Linked DNA regions of Homo sapiens: region 1 is linked to region 2. Evidence: read pairs that join two places in POLR2A ChIA-PET (ENCODE). Cell type or tissue: Panc1. All regions are shown on one strand.

Region 1 (2,500 bases), 76 kb after region 2:
TCGGCTCATGACAACCTCTGCCTCCCGGGTTCAAGCAATTCTCGTGCCTCAGCCGCTCCAGTAACTAGGATTATCGGCAAATGCCACCACCCCCGCTAATTTTTCTATTTTTAGTAGAGATCAGTTTCACCATGTTGGCCACGCTGGTCTCAAACTCCTGACTTCAGGTGATCCACATGTCTCAGCCTCCCAAAGTGTTGGGATTACAGGCATGAGCCACCACGCCGGCCTATCCTGAGCCTTTTGAAGCTGACGCCAGAGGTGCAAAGCGCAGCCTCTCCCCACTGGCCACATAGAGGCTCTTGTTGGGTAGTCTCTCAGCCTGCAGCAGCCAGGGATCTGGCCTCAAGTGATGCCCCAACAGTGAGCGACTTCCCAGTACTGTCAGGGGAATCCCAAGTCTAATTCAAAGTTGATTTTTTACCAGCAATGAATGATAGACATGGTCTCCATTGCTCAAGGCTCTGGGAAGATCTAGACTAGAGAAAATGATCATTGACTTCTACCCACACCTGTGGGCCTCAGTTCTTCCCTCTGGTCCATGGTTGGCATGGTAACCCCTTACAAAGGTGTTTCCCCAGGGGTTCCTAGAGTCCTCTGAGTCACCATAATTCTGCGGTCAACAGAAATGGAGAGGTGAGAGGAGACACTCCCCTGCCCTGGCAGGTCCCACATGTTCCTGGCAGTAACCTGCATGGGGAGCCTCGCCACCCGTGTGCCCACCTGCGGAGTTATGTAGTGGTCCCCAACTAGGGCCCCTGCCACCCTCTTTCCTAAGGGAGGCTGCAGACTTCTTCCATGGCCAAAAATCCACATCTAAGTCCCCAGCACTGGCTAAAAGACCCTGTCATGGGGGCTCCCTGTCCCAGCTGACATTGGAGGAAGGATGGTGGGGGAGGCAGGGACCCTCTTCTACTTGGAGCTCAGGGACCCTCTTCCATTCCCACCTGGCTCCTCCTCTTTGCTGGTGCTGGAAGGAGCAGGGGAAAGTGGTGACTCCACCCTCCCTTGACCCCATATTTCTCAGAGCTGGTATCATCGATGACACCCCTCTTGGATCCTCCTACAGGCCTGCCTGGAGAACAGCTCACAGCACAGTGCCCTCCCAGCAGATGATGAGTCTGGGGTGCTAGTCCAGTAATGCTTCAGGAATGACGGCAGAAAAAGGAGCTCTGTTTTCTGCTCTGAAAGTGGGGAGATGGCAGGGCCCCAGCATTCACATCCTAGGCCACAGGGGTGTGGGTGTTCAATGTTGGTTGCCAACACCACTGCCAACCACTTCTGGAAGCGTTTGCCTGTTTGTTTGCTTGTGTTTCTACAGAGTCAAGTGCTAGATGCTCTTAAACTCGGGGGGAAGATTTCACCACTAGAGAGGGTGCTCTTTCCTGCTGCCATCTCTGGGGGCATCTGATGCTTGTGACCTCCAGATTATATTGAAATAGCCCCAACTCTGGGCACCAGGAGACAGGAGGCTCAGTCCTGGCCTTCTCTGCCTTCACCTTTTCCTGCTGTGAGGTTTCCACAAGGCACCCCATGCCACTGGGCCATTCTCACCTGAGAATTGAGAAAGAACAATCTGCCCCTTATGGAAAGACAAAATCAGGCAAAGGGCCCCTTGTGTTGGGGGCAGGATCCCTGCACTCAGAGGGATATAGAAGCTGAAATAACTGGGTTGGGAGCGGTGGCTCATGCCAGTAATCTCAGTACTTTGGGAGGCCAGGGAGGGTGGATCACCTAAAGTCAAGAGCTCGAGACCAGCCTGGCCAACATAGTGAAACCCCGTCTCTATTTAAAAAGTACAAAACTTAGCCCGGCATAGTGGCGGGCGCCTGTAATCCCAGCTACTAGGGAGGCTGAGGCGGGAGAATCACTGGAACCCAGGAGGTGGAGGTTGCTGTGAGGCAACATCATGCCACTGCACTCCAGCCTCAGAGACAGAATGAGACTCCATCAAAAACAAGAAAGAAAGAAAGACAAAGAGAGAAAGAAAGAAAGAAAGAAAGAAAGAGAGAGAGAGAGAGAGAGAGAGAGAGAGAAAGAAAGAAAGAAAGAAAGAAAGAAAGAAAGAAAGAAAGAAAGAAAGAAAGAAAGAAGGAAAGAAAGAAAGGAAACTAAAATAACTAAATAACTGAGTAGCACCACACCACCTGCTCTGGAGAAAGGACTTTTGTTGTTGTTGTTGTTGTTGTTGTCGTTGTTGTGGTTGTTGAAATGGAGTCTCACTCTGGCGCCCAGGCTGGAGTGCCATGGCCCAATCTTGGCTCACGGCAACCTCTGAGTCCTGGGTTCAAGCGATTCTACCTCCTCACCCTCCGGAGTAACTGGGATTGCAGGCTTCTGCCACCACACACAGCTACTTTTGTATTTTTAAGAGATGGAGTTTTGCCATGTTGGCTAGTCTGGCCTTGAACTCCTGACCTCAAGTGATCCACCCACCTCAGTCTTCCAAAGTGCTGGGATTACAGGCATGAGCCACCATGCCCGGCCTGGAGAAAGGACT
Region 2 (2,500 bases):
GGAGAAAAGAGCTAAGGTAGAGTGTCCCTGTGATTCACTCACTTATTCATTTGATAAACTTTTATTGAGCTGGTGACACAAACAAGGGGAGAGTTCCACCCAGCCAGGGTACCCAGGGAGGGCTTCCTGGAGGAGGTGGTTCTTGTGTGGGTTGAGTCTAGAAAGATGAATGGAAGCTCTCCAGGGAGACAAAGAAGATGGGTGCTCTGGGAGGAGAGCAAACCACAAGCAAAGGCATGGGGGTTAGGGCAGGGGGGTGGAAAACAGCTTGGCCCATTTGTGAAAATGGAGGTAGCATGGCCAGAGGATGCGGGAAGGGTAGGCAATGAGGCAGGGATCTGATCATGGAGGGCCTTGGGAGCCCTGGGTAGGGCTTAGGACGTACTCCTAAGCAGTGGAAAGCCATTGAAGATTTAAGCAGGGGGTGAAATTTGTGACTTTACAAATATTTATGGCAGTCTAGGGGAGAGCCTGGTGGGAGGTGTTTCTTTGGTTGGTTTTTGAGACAGGGTCTCACTCTGTCACCCAGGCTGGAGGACAGTGGCACCATCATGGCTCACTGCAGCCTCGAACTCCTGAGCTTAAGGGATCCTCCTGCCTTCGTAGCTGGGACTACAGGAGCATGTCACCACGCGGGGAGGTTATTTGAACAGAACAGGTGAGGGGTGGAGGGTGGAGAGGGCAGTGACACTGGAGAGGGAGCATCAGTAGGGTGTGGAACTGGCCAGATCTACCACCATGATGCTTCGGGCAGCCACCAACCAAAGCCAGCTTCAGCAAGTGGAACCAGTGAGGACATTCCTCCCCTCACATTACAAAACAGCCAGACCTCAGGGGTAATGGAGGAGTAGGAGAAGAGGAAATTAGGAGGAAGTGAACATTTTGAAGGGAGAGGTGTACGCTGTGCAAAGAAAACAGGCTGCAGAGCAGGCCCCAGAGAAGAAGCATCTTCCAGGGGCAGGGAAGGGGCAGGTCCCAGAGCAGAGCTGGGGAGAGTGGCCGGACGCACAGGTGATGTCCTGCTCCCAAGAAGAAAGGCGGTGTGCGGTGTGGGAAGCTCAGGAGGGCCAGCGGGGAAGAAAACACTGGATCTGTCCCCTGGGGAGCTCTGGTGACTCAGGTGAGAGTCATTTCCTCGAGTGCTGGGGTTGGGAGCCAGACTATGTGTCTGTGGGCTTTTGTGGCCCTACTTGGGCTCGTGTAATGAAAAGAGTGAGCAGTATCAGGACAGGAGGATCATCACAGCAGGGACTGCAGACTGGGTGGGTGCACAGCAGCCCTGGGGTCTCTTCAAGGCCATCTGGCTGGTTGGCGCCTTCTGTGTAGTGACAAGCAGCATGTGGGGGTGTACGTGGAGTGGGTGATGGGGAGGAAGGTGGCAAGGTATATGACAGAGCTGTGAGATGCAACTGGGAAGGTCTGCATGTGGGGTGGCTCCAGGCCGGGTGTGCGTGCATGTGCCTGTGTGTGCAAGTGTGTGCACATGCACGCCCACGCTCACGACAGGGGCCAGTGAGCAGCTGAGGGCAGGGTTGGCAGGAATAAGCAGAGTCATCCCCGTGGAAACACGACTCCCTGGGTGCTGTAAGGAGCAGCTGGGAGCCAGGCACAAGGGCGTGGCCAGCTCTGCCCAGTGGCTCTGGCCTCTCCCTGGCCACCCTCCCCACCTGTTGAGCAAGCCTGAGAAGCGCCCGTGCTGACCAGGGCAGGGGCGCTGCTGCAAGGGTCAAGGCCCACTGGGAGAGGTCCACCCTCAGGTGTGGCTTTGGGGGTCTCTAGGGGTCTGTCCAGGTCCCTGTGGTGCAGGGGTGGCTCCAGGTCTGTCCATGTGGGTCTGGCAGTGGCTGCCTGCAGCTGGTCTGCAGGGGTCTCACTGCAACTGCCTGCTGATGTGGTCATTCCCCCAGGGCCATTTGCAATAAGTGATCCCCCTTCCCTTCCACAGGAATAGGCTCTGGAGGGCTGGGCAGAAGGGGAGAGGGGCCAGGTGGGGCCCAGACCACACAATGCTCACAGGCATCAAAGGCTCCTTGTGGATGCCCCTTCCCCCAATCCAGCTTGTGCTGGGACCACCAGCCAAAAGCAGTCCCCAGGAGCTCTAGCCCTGCCCCCACCATTGGAGTTGTCCATCTCCTTGTCCCTGTGACCTTCCCTGTACGTCTTCTCTTCCACGTTAGCACCTGCAGCTCTCCAGATGCAATGTTCCTCTCCCAGTTCACCCTGCCTGCCCAGTGGGCTAGAGCCCCCAGGGCTGTGGGAGGGAACTGCTAGGAGACCCCTGCCGGGCCCAGGGCCCTTTCTTCTTCCCTCTCCCAGCCCAACACCAAGTACCCCAAAGATCAGGAAAGAGGAATCCACACCCACCCCCATCTTTCTTTTCCCTTCCCTCCAGGCCAGGGATGGCAAACACAGGCAGAGGCACCACGGTCTTCCTCCTTGCGCCCCTGGCAGACATCACTAATCAATCACAGCAACCTTTTTGCACAGAGCCTGGCTGCCA

Evidence for each region. ChIA-PET counts read pairs that join two places held together with the same protein. Peaks named below come from ENCODE experiments on the same cell type or tissue, not always from the same donor. Only the 100,000 strongest peaks of a DNase experiment are listed, where the experiment ranks them.
Region 1: POLR2A ChIA-PET joins it to region 2 with 8 read pairs; 3 of 35 experiments call an interaction of 5 or more read pairs at or near these places.

Annotation. Positions count from the first base shown.
Region 1 is chr17:63,897,681-63,900,180 of GRCh38, reverse strand. No RefSeq gene overlaps it. Among named protein-coding and RNA genes, the nearest start is that of CSH1, 2.4 kb to the right of the region's middle. In Panc1, no CTCF peak of the experiment used is centred here; no DNase peak of the experiment used is centred here.
Region 2 is chr17:63,973,409-63,975,908 of GRCh38, reverse strand. No RefSeq gene overlaps it. Among named protein-coding and RNA genes, the nearest start is that of SCN4A, 1.7 kb to the right of the region's middle. In Panc1, no CTCF peak of the experiment used is centred here; DNase peaks (open chromatin) are centred at 1,062 and 1,338.